Linked DNA regions of Mus musculus: region 2 is linked to region 1. The links are chromatin loops, found by intact Hi-C in ENCODE. Cell type or tissue: heart. All regions are shown on one strand. Each heading gives the region's core, and the rest is flanking DNA. Links, peaks and the distances in the headings are about the cores only.

What was found. Peaks named below come from ENCODE experiments on the same cell type or tissue, not always from the same donor. Only the 100,000 strongest peaks of a DNase experiment are listed, where the experiment ranks them.
Region 2: it touches region 1 in a loop (4-fold over the local background); 5 of 42 quality-filtered maps call a loop at or near these places.

What each region holds. Positions count from the first base shown.
Region 1 is chr6:91,511,456-91,519,790 of GRCm38, reverse strand. Xpc (xeroderma pigmentosum, complementation group C) reads left to right here and starts at 3,903. Exons shown (of 16, transcript NM_009531.2): 1 at 3,903-4,085. The coding sequence starts at 3,992. Lsm3 (LSM3 homolog, U6 small nuclear RNA and mRNA degradation associated) reads right to left here and starts at 3,756. Exons shown (of 4, transcript NM_026309.2): 1 at 3,713-3,756; 2 at 2,633-2,743; 3 at 147-242. The coding sequence starts at 3,733. In heart, for the core only: a CTCF peak has its summit at 3,996; a DNase peak (open chromatin) is centred at 3,800; H3K4me3 peaks cover 2,663 bases; H3K27ac peaks cover 1,517 bases.
Region 2 is chr6:91,874,232-91,882,566 of GRCm38, reverse strand. Ccdc174 (coiled-coil domain containing 174) reads right to left here and starts at 4,514. Exons shown (of 11, transcript NM_172730.2): 1 at 4,381-4,514; 2 at 2,206-2,310; 3 at 1,220-1,320. The coding sequence starts at 4,422. In heart, for the core only: no CTCF peak of the experiment used is centred there; a DNase peak (open chromatin) is centred at 4,536; H3K4me3 peaks cover 1,877 bases; H3K27ac peaks cover 1,571 bases; H3K27me3 peaks cover 186 bases.

The DNA of each region.
Region 1 (8,335 bases), core at 254-8,253:
ACTCCAAAAACACTTGCATTTTAGTTATACAATCTATTAACCGTTCCTAAGTAGGTGCCAGAACATAATGGGCTTTCCACAAATATGTGTTAAGCTGTTGCATGTTGAGAACTGACATTGTCAAAGCAAAGACTTGCAGGACTCACTTTATATATCTCTTCATATGTCTCCTCATCAATCTCTATCGTTGTCACAGTTTCTTCTACATCTCCCAGGATCATATTTAAATGTTGATCATAAGCCTGAAGTGGGAGGGTGAGATATGAGAAACAAGTAACATGGCTCAAAAGATACAAGTGGATTTTAAGTAACAGGTTCAATACTTACACCCAAAATTTTACATGCAAATAACAAACACCCTCTGTGCTAGCCTATCATGTCTTTACAAGCCATTCCCAGTGACAATACTGCTTATGATAAAAAGTGAGTCCACTCAATGCAACCCAAGAACACTTAAGCATCGCCTTCACTTGTTACCCAAGGCGGTCCCACCAGTCACAATAGTTTATTATGAAAAAACAGCAAATTCTGTCAGACTTCTTTTGAGATACTAAGCAGCATAAAGTCCTGTCACTTGCTGTGTGATAGGACCATGGTTCTCAAGCAAGGACACTGTCATTCGATGCTCACAACAAAACAGGTGCAGCAAAATTTGACCCATTTTTGTGGACATGGGTATGTGTGTGGTGTACATGTGTACTACATGTTTACATGTGTGTGGATGCCAGAGGTTGAAGCTGAATGCCTTCCTCAGTTGCTCCCCACATAATGTGTTAAGATGGTGCCTCTCGGTCGAACATAAGAGCTTGCTGACTGTCTAGCTAGCCAGCTTGCTTTGGTGTTTCCACAGGTGCTGGGGAGCTAAACTCTAGTCCTTACACTTTACCCACCAACCATCTGTCCCACCTCCACTTTGCCCATTTATAACTTATCCAGAATTTAACGTGCTTTGGCATCTGTGGGCTCAATCAGGAAGGATTTCAACCGCAGTGTTCAGTGCAATCTCCAAAGTTCATTCCTTTTACTAAACAGCAAACCTCCTGGGGCTTGTTCAGAACCCACTGCATGTTCTTCTAACAAAGTGCTAAGCGCTTTTGCCTGCTCATATCAAGATTAAAAATAGCCTAACAGCCACACTGGGAAGGAACTGCTTGGCAGCTACACAAATGAGCAACTCATCTGGAGAGCAGGGAGGAAACAGAAAGCTGGGCCGTTACTGCAGAGGTAAGAGCTGCAGACAACTCCAAGTTAGAGGCCACAGTCTGGCCTGGGGATCATTCCGTGCACCAGAGTGCCATGCAATTTAGCATCATCCCACATTTCTCACCAAACTGACACTGCTGTTCCCACAAGGCCAGCTTGTAGATCAATTCTTTATCCTTGGGTTTCATGAAAGAACATGAATTTCTAAGACTGAGACTGAAGTGGGATGGCCTGGTCCCCTACAGTGGCTCTGTCACTGTCAGTAGAGGGTTGTTTCTAATTTCTAAGCCTGAACTAAAAGACTTATTTCAATTCCTGTTGTAAACAAACAGCCCTGAGGGAAGTAACAAGAGGAGACAAAACCTTAAGTACACAATGATGGGACCAATTCCTCAGACATATAAATGTGCACAAGCAATATCTGTGAAAGTACCCATTGCAGCTTTATAGCTGGGGGGGGGGGGGGAGACTGAAGTCTGACACAGAATCCTGTATCCTGTGGCGTTGTGTCAGCTGTGTAATTATTCCACACAAAAAACATGTGAAAAAAGTGTGTACATATGAGACAAGGTTTCACTATGTAGGCCAGACTGGCCTCAAATATATGATCGTCCTGCCTTGGTCCTCTAAGTACTGGAACCATGGCACATGCCTCCGTTCCTCACTAGGCTCCCCTTCAGACACAGGTGGCATATACACATGCAGACGACTATGCAGCCAACTTTGAACAGTGGTCAGACATAGAGAAAAATGGAACTTCGCCTTTAATTTTACCCATTTCTATGAAGTTGTTTTTGTTTTTGTTTTTTTTTTTTTGGGTAGTGCTAGGGTAGGGGCTTTGCCGCATGCTAGGCAAACTATCTCTAGCCTGCTATTTAATTCTTTTCATGACAAAACAGAGCTTTATATGTCAAAAGCTAAAATACCCTATCCAATAACTTTAAAAAATCCAGGACAATGCCAAGAATGAAGAGCATGTCTGTAATCCCAGCTCTCAGGAGAGAGGCAGAGGGAGCTGGAGTTTGAAGCTAGCCAGGTTTTCTAGTATGACCTTGTCTAAACCCAAGAGAACAAACAAGTTTATTCATAAATAAGCAGAAGACAAAACTGAAGGAAACGAAAGTGTTCTCTATGGTTGGAGAGATGCTCAAGCTAAGAGCACTGGATTCCTGAACAGGACCTGAGCGTATCAGGCAGCTCACAACAGTCTGTAACTCTAGCTCCAGGGGATCAGATGCCTTGTTCTGTCTCACCGGAGTCCCACCCCTCTCTAAAAAACCATTCTGGTTAAGGAAAACATATTTTAAAAGTGAATAGAAGGATTTTCCAATTCCCAAAAGAAATTCAAAAAAGTAAGTTTACACTGCAGTTCTAATTTGTAAGGAGGTAGGATGCAGCCTCTGGCTCTGAGATGTTTTAACAGACTTACGTGTAGTCTGCCTCGAAGCTCTCGGTCATTTCTCATTTTCACATAAATTCGCTCATCCAGGCTGAGCCTGATCAGATCCAGGGGCTCCTCTACGGTATTGGTGGTCTGTTGCTGAGGAAAGGCAAAGGCTTACTCATAGGATACAGAGGCCGGGTGGTGTTTCAATCACTGGTCAGCTGAGAGAGCAGCATGTGGGTGCTAGTACACAACCAGGGTTGTCTCCAAGATCAGCAAGCGCTCTTATCTGCCAAGCCACCTCTCCAGCCCCAATAAATCCCCATTAAGGAACTTACACTCTAGTTGTGGAAGAAACACTTTAAATAAATACATATTTAAAACAACATGCTCTGGAGAGAAACACAGTAGGGTAGCACGTACGTACGTACATACGTGTGTGTGTGTGTGTGTGTGTGTGTGTGTGCAGGGGCTATACATATTTAAAACAACATGCTCTGGAGAGAAACACAGTAGGGTAGCACGTACGTACGTGTGTGTGTGTGTGTGTGTGTGTGTGTGTGTGTGTGTGTGCAGGGGCTGTGTGTGCATGTGAGGGTGTGAAAGACATTTTGGTGGCCAAGGTACACCAGCTACCTAAGAAATAGGGAAGGGTAGGTGCAGAGGCCCGTAGGCCCTTCTGTTGGCCTGTGTACCAGATCTTTGCTTGTTTTCTTCATACTCCATCTCTAGCAGTTTCTCCATCTCCTAGAACTGCACCTTTCCTCTGACCTCCCCTCGTAATTCACTCCAAGGGAACCACTGCCTGTGCCCCCCGTGTTCACTCGGATTGCTAAACTGGTGTCCTGCTACGACCTCCCGCTTTCTGTCGGAATCCCGACAGCTAGCTCCCAGAGATGGGCATCTCCAGCCGCCTGCATTCATTCTACAGAGAAAGGGCGACGACGAGCGCGATGGGTAGACGGGCGGGTTGAGAAACTCTGGGCCTACGGAGGTTTCAGGAGCAGGCCCGGCTACGGAAGGCCGTGGTGACTCGGAAAAAAAGAAAAGGGCCATCCCACGGGAAGCGTGGAAAAAGCGAGAAGCGAAAGCATTTCCTCTTCGAACGCCTCAGGTCAAACTTACCTGATCTACGTCGTCCGCCATGTTTCAAACGCTGCGCCCTTTCCACCTCTCGCGGGAACAGGAACTCAGAAACCTTAGGCCGCCACGCACTGAAGGCGAACTATATTATTTTTGTCCCTTCGCGCCCTCGTAGTTTGCATGGGGGCGGGGCTTCCTTCGAGGGCGTGGTCCTACCCTGGGCTGGGGGCGCGGCCAGGCGTGGCCCGCCTCCGGGCGGGGCGGGCACGCGGAGACCTGCGGCGTCCTGCGCGGTAGTCCCGAGGAACGCCTCTGGCTAGCATGGCCCCAAAGCGCACCGCAGACGGAAGGCGGCGGAAGCGGGGCCAGAAAACCGAGGACAACAAAGTAGCCCGGCACGAGGAGAGCGTTGCGGGTGAGAGGCCGAGTCTGCAACATGCCAGGCAGTGGTGGCTGAGGCTGGTGCGGGCGGCGGAGCGGATCTGCGCCTGTGGCAAGGTCTCCACGGCCGGGTGCGCGGCGTCCCCGAGGGCCTCTGCTATCAGCCTTAAACCCCTCTGTTAACCATTAGAGCCAAGTTCAGCCTCTAAGCAAGTGTTGAAGGCTGAGCAGCAGAAAGCTTCGCAGTTACCAGGTGTCTCAAGGAGACCCCAAAACCAAGACGGAGGGAGACTCTAGTGCGTGCGAGATCTCTCTCCAAATTCCCGACTGCCATCCAGTGTAACTCCAGAGTTTAGGATGTGCTTTGTTGTTGTTGCTTTGTTTTTCCGGACAAGGTTTCTCTGTGTAGCCCTGGCTGTTCTGGATCTTACTTTGTAGACCGGGTTGGCCTCAAACTCAAGAGATCCACCTGTCTCTGCCTCCCTAGAGCTAGGATTAACCCGTGTCTGCCACTGCGCCCTGGCTAGAATGCGCTTCTTACCTAGATCTTGAACAAAGCAAAACTTCCATCTTCCCTCTTAAACAAATCCATCCTCCAGTTGTTCCATTTCAATAAATCACACCTTTTCTTAACTGCCAGTTCGGCAGCAAGTCCAGTCAGCTTCGGAACCAATGAAATCTGTACCTAATTCTCTTTAATTTTATAGCTGGAGATCCTGTCCACAATTGAGTAAGTGAACTTCACGTTGCTTCTTTTCTGGCTTCCTCTCATCTGTCTGCCTCAGGTCATCATCTAGCAGCCAAACGGATGTAGAACAACAAAACCTCATGCCTCTGTCTTCTTATCTAAAACCCCCTCAGACTTGCGCTCTGCAAGTATAGCATCTTCCTCACTTAGCTGGTTTCCTACAGGATTTAGAGGCTGTCACAATTCTGTCTCCTTTCCAAATATTCTTGTTTTGATTTTTTCCTGTTTATTTTAAACAGCAGGCTGGCCTAGAAATCTGGATCTTTCCGTTTCAGATATTCTTATTTTGATTTTTTTTTTTCCTGTTTATTTAAACAGCTGGCTGGTCTAGAAGTCTGACTTCCGGTCTAATCCTCCTGATCACAGGGATTGCAGATGCCTGGTTCTTTAGTGACCTGCTTTCTGCTCTTTAGATATGCTGTATATTTATCTGGAGGCTGGCCTTTGGTGTTTCTTTGGCTTAGAATGTTCATCATGGATATTTGATGGGGCTAATTTCTTCTCTGCTTCAGGTCTAAGACACTCACTCCATGATCATCATAAAGTAGTCATTCCTGGGAACCAACTACCACAGAATCCCAGTTACTGCCCTGTCAACCTCTTATTCTTCAGTGATCTTCTTATCTGATTGTCTGAGGAAAAAAATGTAACCTTCATAAAACCAAGTCTCATTTCCCTCAATATCCTGTTTTGTTCTTCCTCTTTTTTTTTCTTTCCCTGAAAAAAAATTCTACTTTATTATCTTTTATTTTATGGGTATGGGTGTTTGCCTGCATGCATGTCAGTGCACCATGTGTGAGTTGTGCCTGCAGAGGCTAGATGAGGTGTTGGGTCCCCCAGAACTGGATTTGGGAGCTGCAGTGTGGGTGCTGGGAATTGAACCTGGGTTCTCTTGAAGAGGCAGCAAGTGCTCAGGTGTAAAATGCATGCTGCGAGAGAAGGGAGAACTAGACCTTTTAAAGTAACTAGGTAGAAAGCGGGACTAGTTCAGTGACCCTCACCCCACCCACCCTGTGCCGCCCACTGCCCTGGAATCTGATTACATAGAGGTCATAGCTTCACTGTCCACTAGGAGATGCTGATATTTGCTAAGCTTCAGAGGAGCGGGCTTACTCCATGCTTAAGAAGCTTCAGCTTATTCACTGGCTCATTGCTTCTTGAGTGTCTGCTAGGAGGTTAGGTAGCTTCTACACAGCGGATTTGAAGAGCACCCCTGTGCATGCAAAGGAAGATGAGGCTTGGCACTTTTTGTCCTTGGCTGGCAACAAAGAACATCATACTCACCTTGCTGCTGAGTGGGCGGCTCCTCTTCATTTTTTACCCCCCTCTGTATTATCTTCATTGGGAAATTTATTAGTTTCTCTATTATTTATTCAGGGATTCCCAGCCACTGCCCAAAGTCCTGGGAATATACTAGTAAATGAAGCAGGCAGAGTTCCTGCTGGTAGGATGCTGAGATTCTTGGGGAAGGCAAGTCAGGTGAACATGACAAGATTTTAAAAAGAGAGAATGAAAAGCAAATTCACATGGTGGGGAGTAAATCTGGTTGCTCTAATCAGACTGCCACCAGTATGAGGAAGAAGCTGTCAGTACCGGGTATTATAACCAGTTACTATGTTAATTTTGAGCTCTTCATAAGGAGTTCGGTGGCATGGGGTTGGGGTAGGTAAGTATTCCTATGCAGAGAAAACAGGATGCTGAAAGACTCGTGGCTAGACTCAGAATGAAGAGGTGAGTGCTGGGACTTGAGGTGACCGAAGGGCAAGGACCTCAGCCTGGAGATCATGCTAAGGAATTTGAATTCATCCTAAGGGTCTTGGGAGAAGGTGCTTGCCCTTAAGTCTCAGTAGCTGAATGACCAAGCCACAGTGGTAATTCTGGAACTGTTGAAGTGACATTGAGTTCAAGGAGACTGGTTAGGTATGTTAGATAGCTCTCAGGTTTGGAAACTTATCTGGATATTGTTTGAGAGGCTTCCTTCCCCCGTTGTGTCCTGCAGAAAATAAACACAGCAAAGAATACTGAAAAGCCACCTGTTTCTGTCTTCTAGTGATTACTGCTGCAGAATGATGGTCGATTTCCTTGCTGTGTATTCCATACTCAGCAAAAACAACACTTCATGTTCATATCATGTCATGATTCTTTATTTTAATAATGATTTAATTAAATCAGGCATGGAGGTGCACCCTTAATCCCAGCACTGAGAAGGCAGAGGCAGGTGGATCTCTATGAATTCACGGACAGCCTGGTCTCCATAGTGAGTGCCAGGCCAGTCAGGGCTACACAGGAAGACTCTGCATTAATAACAACACAATGTTATATGTCATAGGGTGATTTAATCATTTCATAGCAGGCTATTCAGGGTTGTTTGGTTTGGCTTGGCGTAGTTTATTTTTTTGAGACAGAATCTTTGCTTTGTAGCCCAGGCTGGCCTATAACTTTTGGGAATCATTTTTCCTCACTCTCCTAGTGCTTGACTCACAGGTGAATACCACCAGGCTCCCCTGGGTATTCAGAGTTTTGATACTTTAAGTGTGCCGGATAGTTTTATATCAAATTGACACAAGCTAAAGTCATGGGAGAGGAGGGAAACTCAATTAAGTGTCTGCATAAGATCCAGTCGTAGGCAGACTTATAAGTCATTTTCGTAATTAGTGATAGATGTGGGAGGGCCCAGAATTATGGGTGGGGTTATCCCTGGGCTAGTGGTCCTGACATCTACAGGACTGAGCAAAACATGGGGAGCAACCCTGTAAACAGCACCCCTCCATGGCTTTTGCATCAGCTCCTGCCTCCAGGTTCCTGCCTTCAGGTTCCTGCCTCCAGGTTCCTTGAGTGGTGAACAATGCTGTGGAAATATAAGGCAAACAAACCCTTTCCTCCCCAAGTTGCTTTGGTCATAGTGTTTTGTCGCAGCAGTAGAAACCCTAAGGATAATAAGTATAATGTAATTCTTTTCCGTTACATCCTCCACCTTTTCAAACACAGAACCAAACTCTGTGCCTTTCAAATGACAAATTTGCTACTGCTTAGGACACTATTTTCTCAGTGTTTTGTTTGCCATTGTATCTAAATGTTTAAAACCTGGAAATTGCTGAGGCAGGAGAATCACCACAAGTTCTAGACCCTGTCTTTGAAATTAAAAAAAAAAAAAAAGAAAGAAAACAAAACAAGAATTAGTGTTTTATCTAGCATAAAAACAAATGTTTGTCTCATGTGAATTTTAGTTTAATTAAATTACTGTTTCATTTAAATCTAACCAAAGAGTCTTTGCCTCCCCCACAAACAAAACTATATTTTCTGAGAAGATAAATACGTACCCAAACAGTCAGCAAGACAAACAGTGAACGATAGAAATGGGTTGATTTAATAATTCAGCACTCCCTTTTGGAGTCTTCGCCAACCCCCACCCTGTTTTCAGGACAGGGCTTCTCTGTGTAGCCCTAGCTGTTTGAAACTCTCTCTTACAAGTCTACAGACTGGACTGGCCTCGAATCTGCAGTGACCCACCTGCCTCTGCTTCCCTAGTGCTGGGA
Region 2 (8,335 bases), core at 16-8,015, 360 kb before region 1:
AAAAACCAACCAAACAACAACAAAATTTGTTGGTATAGCTTTTTCATTTTCTCGGCTGTCAGAAAGACGGTAGACATGCAGACTGAGCATGCTCACCAGAAGCAGCTCATAGTCTTTTAAAACAAGAAGTGGGTTGTGCTGACAGAAACTAGTGAGGAAAGGCTCCCTGAGTACTACAAAAACATTGGTTTAGGCTTCAAGATGCTCAATAAAGCCACTGAGGGCTCCTAAATAGACAAGAAATGCCTCTTCATTGGTAACATTGCCAACCAATGTTGGAGCCTGTCTGGTATCGTGACCAAGATGAAGACACATTGGATCACAGTCATCTGCTGGAACTATATCCACCACATCCAAAGGTACAATCAATTGAGAAGCACCATAGAAAACTCTATCTGTACACCTGTCCCCTTTTCAGGGATGCACAGCCATCATCACTGTGGGAGGGTGTAGGGCCCTGAGTAAGGCAGTATGCTTTAACTGTGTGCAAGTTCACCAAGGCTGCCAGCACCAAGAAGCAGTTCCAGAAGTTCTGAGAAGATGCTGGCCAACTCCCAGAACAAATCAAGTTATTTTCCAACTTTAAAAAAAAAATGTTGACAGATTTAGTGTGATAAAAGCTCAAAACAGGACCCTATTTCATTTTCTAAACTGAATTATTTTTTTCTTTTTGTAGATATGTGTAAATTACAATATTTTAGAAGAGTTGGCCCTGTGTAAATTACAATATTTTAGAAGAGTTGGCCCTTCATATCCAGAGTCCTATCTCCAGATTCAACTTACTGGAGAAGAAACAATAGGAAAAGAAACAATAGGAAAAGAAACTTAGGAAAAGAAACAATATTACAAAACAATGTTACATTGTTGCTAATGTATACTGTGTATCTGTCTATACAGATCTTCTTTCTTGGCATTCCCTAAAAAAATACAGAATAACAACTATTTATATAGCAATTGCACCATTTTAGGCATAGCAAGGAATCTAGAAAGACTTTAAAGTATGATGAATACTTTCACAAACCACACCATGTTATCAATTTTGAGCATCTGTCAGCTTTGATATGAGGCAGAGGGTTCCAGGACCAACCAAAACCCCTCGGATATCAAGGGACGTCGTATTCACACTGTGGAGTATTGGGCTAAAAGGATGCACAACAGGAAGGGCAGCATCTGAATGTCTATTTCTTTGTTTGGTAGCTTCCCGCTCAGGAGTAACTACCTTGCTTTGTCTAGAGTCTTCTGCTCCTCAAGCTTTTGTTCCGCATCTTTCTCTGCTCGACTTGTAACACCTGCATTTTGTTTGCTCCAGATACTTGGCTTCTGCAGAATGATTCAAAAGAATAAAATAAAACCACATGGTCACAAAATAAACAACTCATATACATCAAAATCACAGAAAATCCTTACACCTCATGAATCATCAGAGAACTACTTACTCTGACAACTAATTTACAGCCTCCATCAGCATATGACAAAGCTGGAGCTGTAAACAAGTCCTAAATCACATAAAGTCCTTTTGAACATCACTGAGGTCCTTTCTCAATTGACTTTTACCCCTGACGGATTACTATACCATTCAATATTCCAATGAACATGAGCAGAATGCAAAGGAATATGGTAGATTACTACCTATAAAAAATTGCAAACTCTTACTAAACTCTTTCAGATTTTAAGTCTATTTCTAAATTTTACAGTTGTTTATCTCTGTCTGAATACAAAATACATGCTAATCTTCCATGAGAATGTAAACAATCCACTTACTAACAGCATATTAAAGACAAATATTGGAACTGGAAAGACAACTTAGCATTCTTTATGACGGCTTATTGCTCTTGCAGAGGAACTTCAGTTCCTAGCACCCAAACTGCTTGTCCTACTACCACAAATAACTCCATTTTCAGGGGATCTAAGACCCTTTTCTGGTCTCTGAAGGCACCCATGCACAGGTGACACACACATGCACACATGACATATGTATTCACACAAGTGCACATACACACAACATACATTAGTAAAATAAAAATTTTTAAAGAGTACTAAATAATCTTACTAATTTTAATATTTAACAAAATTTATGCAAATATTCAATCAGGAATTTTTTTTCCTTTAACATTTACTTATTTACAGATAACAACTAACATTTTTCAAAAACTTAAAATATAATACAATTCTCCCAATGTTTGGAATTGGTAGAGATATTTTTACCTTATTAATTGTCTTTGGTTTTCCAAAAACTCCAGAATCTTTTAGAAGTTTTTCTTGTTTGAATTCTTCTTGTTTTCGAAAGAGCTCCGCCTTAAGATCTACCAACTAGAATAAAATAAGAAAGAGAACAATATTTAACTCAATTCTGGCAGGTGACTGGATTGCTAAGCAACAGTAATTCTCCAAGGGAGATTTGAGCTTCCTGAACATGAACAAGAAACACAATGTTTGGGCTGGAGAGATGGCTCAGAGGTTAAGAGCACTGAATGCTCTTCCAGAGGTCCTGAGTCCAATTCCTGGCAACTACATGATGGTTCACAACCATCTACAATGGGCTCCAATGTGTGTCTAAAGACAGGGACAGTGTACTCACATATGTAAAATAAATAAGCAAATGGGAGAGGGGAGCTCGGGTGAAGAGAATGGGGCAGCGAGAACTCCGAGGCTGAAGTTAAAGGTCAGCAGTTAAAGAGCACAAGACTCAGGGTAGGTTCCTAGCACCCACATGGTGGCATACGACCATCCACATATTAAGTCCAGTTCCACACCAGGCATACATGTATTGCATATACAAAGGGAAAACAATTATACACAAAATTTAAAATCTTTAAAAAATGTTTTTAATGATTCCTTTTTGGTTTTTAGTGTGCATTTGTTGTTGTTGTTGTTGTTGTTGTGTGTGTGTGTGTGAGAGAGAGAGAGAGAGAGAGAGAGAGAGAGATCTCCTGGAACTGAACCTACAGTTTAGAGCCACCATGTGGGTGCTGGAAATAAACCATGGTCGTCTGAAAGAGCTGCCAGTGCTCTTAACCTATCTCTCCAGCCCCAAAAACCTTTTTTTGTTTGTTTGTTTGTTTGTTTGTTTTTAAATAACTGAGTTCAGTAATTTCTATTTGAAAGAAATCCACTTAAAGGTACTATTGGCAGGGATGTTAACAATGTAAAGGAGTTTCATTCCAGGACCCAATATTTAAAATTCTGAAGAAGAAGGAGGAGGAGGAGGAGGAGGAGGAGGAGGAAGAGGAGGATTTTAACTTTGTAAATGTATCAATTACCTAGCTATATATCTTTCTATTCTACAACTACATCTGAATCACAAAATGACCAATCAATTCCGGGACTTCGTTTGTGTTATAATTATTAAAAACATTATCCTCCAGACAAGTTAACTTTGGTTTGGTTTTTAAAGACAGGGTCTCACTGTGTAGCTCTGGCTATACTGGAACTATGTAGCTCAGGCTGGCCTCTGACTTACAGTGGCCTCTGTCCACTTGTCTCTGACACTTATGTGCTAAAGTTAAGCGCATGCGCATATACTTCCTGATTAATTCAGTTTGCAAGCACTGAATCCAAGCAAACATGATTACTAAGACCAATTTTTCTATATTAAAAAACAAATTCCAACAAAAAATTTGATACATTAGATGTTTTGAACAATCAGAAAAGGCACCATTTTGCAGTCAATCAAACTGAGCCTGGCTTCTCACACAACAAATCTGTGTGTACATTGAGGAAAACGGGATTCACCTTTGGGTGTCAACTTCATTATCCATTAAGAGTGACAATTAATACCACCTACACTCAAAAGCACTTCTGAGGACTCGATGGCAGCACACATATGAAGCACGGACACAAAATGTGTACAGTGTTTACAAGTTTTCTGCTGAGAGTGGTTAAGTTAGCAAAACTCCTTACATCCTGTCAGACCTTACTGGCCCGGGTACCCCATCCCACAAGGCACTAGCTAACTTGTCTGGATCCTGCTGGGGGGGACCCTGGGAGCCCTGGGAAGACAAATCATATCCCAGTGCTCGAGAAGGGCTTTGGACTAGTGGAGAACCCAGGAAGGGCTCGTCCTCCAAGTCCCTGCGGACAGAGAGCCGGCTGTGGCGGCGGCTGACCCGCAGGATGCGCCCTGAGATCCCTGGGAGGATGGCGTCCGAGACCCGCCTGGGTTCGAGGGGAACGGAGCCCAGGCGCCTGGCGGAGCCGAGTTCAGGATCCTGTGAGTAAGGAAGCTGAGGAGGGTCTCTGCGGGGAAAGGGTCGGTCAGGATCCTTGTCAGATGGGCAGTCCAGGCCCCTGACTTGCGTGGGACAACAACTAGGTCACCATTCTCGACTGAGACAGGCGGAGGGAACGCGGAGCACGGAGCTAAGCCACACTTGTACTCACCGAGGAGGCTGTAACGTCCAAAGGCTTTTTCTTTCGGTCCATCGTCCCGCCAAGGCGTCCAGTCCCAAGACGCAGCCTCCCTGTGGCCTCAGTCAGACCCTACGAGTCCGCCACCCCCACCCGGCAGCAGAACCGGAAGTGTCTTTGATAGGGACGCTGAGTTTGCGTCATTTTGCGACTTGGATTTACGACCTCGGCGCCATCTTGAAAGCGTCAGTATGAGGTCCCTAGTCGCTACGTCGTCATTTTGAGAAGGTCAGAGGGTTGGAATTGATCGCAATTGGCCATCTTGAAGAGAGCAGAAAGTGAGGTGAAAATGACTAGTATTGTCGCCGTCTAGAGAAGGAAGGAAGATAGCTTTCATTGCAACACACACTATATTGACTGGAGAGTCTTAGATGATGGAAAAGAATAGCAGCGTATGAAGAGAGCTAAGTAAACTCCTGTCTCCAACATGAAAACAAAAGGAATTTAATGAAACTGGTAGTGGTGGGAATTATTGTTTAAGAATGGGCTATGAGAAACACTCGTTTTATGTTGGTTTTTTTTTTTTGGTGTTTTGTGATTTGTTTTGTTGGTTTTGTTTGTTGTTTTGCTTTTTAGGCTTTTTTTTTTTTTTTTTTTGAGATGGGGTCTTACTGTACAGCCACCTGGCCTCAAACTCTCTATGTAGACTTGGCTAGCCTCAAATTTGCAACAGCCCTCCTGCCTCTGCCCCCTAAATGCTAGGATTACATGTGTGAGCCACTATGCCCAACAGAATATTTGAATTTTAACTATTCATTCATACATTCATTTGGGGGTCACTGGGTACTCCTGGCTGCCTGGAACTTGCTTTGTAGACCATGCTAGCCTTGTACTCAAAGATACCTGCTTACCTCTTCCTCCCTTATGCTGGGATTGAAGCTGTGTGCCACCACAACCAGCCCCCAGAATACTCTAATTTTGAAATTACTATTTGAATTGCTAAAGAATTAAAAGAATTTTGACCTGGGATTTAGGACAAAATTTCCAACAATTTCTGAAATGGCCCTAAACATGAATTTGCTGTATCTTTGCAAAGCAGTGTTCTCCACATTGATGATGATAAAGTCAAAACAATCAACTCTGAAAAGCACTGAAGATGCTCTGTGACCTACAGTATCAAATGTTTAGCCAATATTTAATTCCTTTTGTTGAAACAAGCACATTCATGTCATTAGGATACAAATTGTTTTTCATCTTTAATAAATGGTGAATATATATATATATATATATATATATATATATACATATACATATGTGTGTGTGTGTGTGTGCGCCAAATTGTTTTAAAGTAATTTTTAAAGTATCCATATATACCTCAAGTCATGAAAATAATACTGGGTAAAAAGAAGTTGTAAGTGAAATAATTTTAAGATATCCTCCCCCCCCCCCGCCCCCTGCAGTTGGGAGGCAGATGCAGGCGAATTTCTGAGTTCAAGGCCAGCCTGATCTACAGCATAAGTTCCAGGACAGCCAGGGCTACACAGAGAAACCCTGTCTCAAAAAATCAGAAAAAAAAAGAAAGAAAGAAAGAAAGAAAGAAAGAAAGAAAGAAAGGAAGGAAGAAAGATATCCTTCCCTAGAAGACTGTATGGCATTATTACAGTCTTACTTTGTCTGTAGAATGCCTGTGGGGAATCTGTAGTTATCTCCTGATTGGCTATGTTAGCTTACACCATAGAAGTTCTCACAGAGTGGCACCCCACTAATGAGAAACCTCCCAAGACAAAGGCATTACTAGAAAAGGATAGGATATAGCTCAGTATTGTAGCACATACTTAGCATGTGCCTGAACCTGGGTTCCATCCTTGGCACTGGGGAGAAATAGAAATAAGCCATTGAGTCTCCTTTGTTTCCCCAGCTGTTACACAGAATGTGATATTGGCCAGAATACTGTCCTGGCAGACCCACACATTCTCATACATCCTGTTTCTAAAAGATCTTTTTCCTTTGATGCCTTCCCAGCAGCTGAGTCTGTCTGGAATTGCTTTTGTCTATCCAGTCCCAACAGTGCAGCTGCAACCCAGTACCCTTTTCCAGGGTGCTGTCTGCTAAACCACATCTTGAATTGTACTGGGTTGGCCTGATGCTGCTTGTATTCTAAGGCTAATATTGGGCCCTCAAGTCTGGTTGTCCCAGAGATGGGAGAGTCAGCATATAGAAATTAAGTGATCCTGTCCCCAAGTTATTTCTCATTGTCAAATAAAGATACCAACAGCCATTAGTTGGGCAGAAGAGACATGGGTGGGGTTTAGGTTTTCCAGACTTGAGGCTGGAGAAGAAGATGAAGGGAAGAAGGTGGAGGAGGAGGAAAGAGAAGCTGCTATGGTTTAGAAGTCAAGAGAGTGTGGCCCTGAGGGCTGGCCAATTGGAGTTAAGGGCAGCCCAGAAACATAGTAAACAATAACTCAGGGTTATGGATAGTGAAGTAGATTCTAATATCATAGAGGGTCATATCTGCCCAGCTCTTGTGTTGTTTAAGGCTTATTGTAAATATAAAGGTTTTTTTTTAATCCAGAAACTAAATGATCTAAGGTGGAATGGGTAGAAACCCCAAGTTGGGATTAAATAAATTTCTACAACATGAATCAGAGTCTCTCTCTGGCTGGCTGAGCACACAAGAGATTTGACACCATGAGATGAAAATGACCCTGAACGAAACATGGTCCAGCTGCATACATAGCAGAGGATGGCTTTATCTAGTATCAATGGGAGAGAAGGCCCTTGGTCCTGTGAAGGCTCGATACCCCAATGTAGGAAAGGGTTGGGGTGATGAGCGAGGAGTGGGGGGGCACCCTCATAGAAGCAGGGGGAGGTGAATGGGATGGGGGGTCGTGGAGGGGAAACTGGGAAAGCATATAACATTTGAAATGTAAATAAATAAAATATCCAATTAAAAAAATCTACCAGAGCCGAGCAGTGGTGGCACATACCTTTAATCCCAGCACTTGGGAGGCAGAGGCAGGCAGATTTCTGAGTTCGAGGCCAACCTGGTCTACAGAGTGAGTTCCAGGACAACCAGGGCTATACAGAAAAACCCTGTCTTGGGGGTGGGGGGTGGGGGTGGGAATCTACCAGAAATTTAGAAATTACATTAAATGTTTTAAATCATAAAACAAGAAGAGAGGGCTGGTGAGATGGCTCAGCAGGTAAGAGCACCCGACTGCTCTTCCAAAGGTCCTTAGTTCAAATCCCAGCAACCACATGGTGGCTCACAACCATCTGTAACAAGATCTGATTCCCTCTTCTGGTGTGTCTGAAGACAGCTACAGTGTACTTACATATAATAAATAAATAAATCTTTAAAAAAAAAAAACAAGAAGAGAAACTGGCTTTGTATTCGTTGATGTTATTGATTGTTGTGACCAAATATCTGACAAGAGTAATTCAGGGGAAGAAGGCTTATCTTGGCTTATAGTTTGAAGGGATAGAGTCTATCGCAGAGGGGAGGGTATGGTGGTAGGTTGCTCTATCCCACAACTCCAAGCTCCATCCAAACTGGGACCCTTCACTTCCTTGACCAGCTGGAAGGGTTGAAGCTATTCTAGGGGCACTGTGCCCCTCACTTTGGCTGTCAGATGACTGAAGCAATGGATCCTCAGAAACTGTAATTTCCCCAGTGAAACTCATGCTGGAAGAAGAAAAGAGCTTGACTGGGGCTAGAGAGAGAGCTCGGTAGTTAAGAGCACTAAATGTGCTTCCAGAGGACCTGGGTTTGATTCCCAGAACCCATACAGCAGCTCCCAACTATCTGTAACCCTAATTCCAGAGAATCTGAAATGCTCTTCTGACCTCTGCAAGGCACCAGTCCTGCATGTGGTTATATAGACATAAATGCAGGAGAAATACCCATAGACATGAAATTTTTAAAAAACTAAATGAAAAAGCCTAAAGCTTGGGCTAGCTAAGCCAGAAGCCGTTCTCCTGGGAA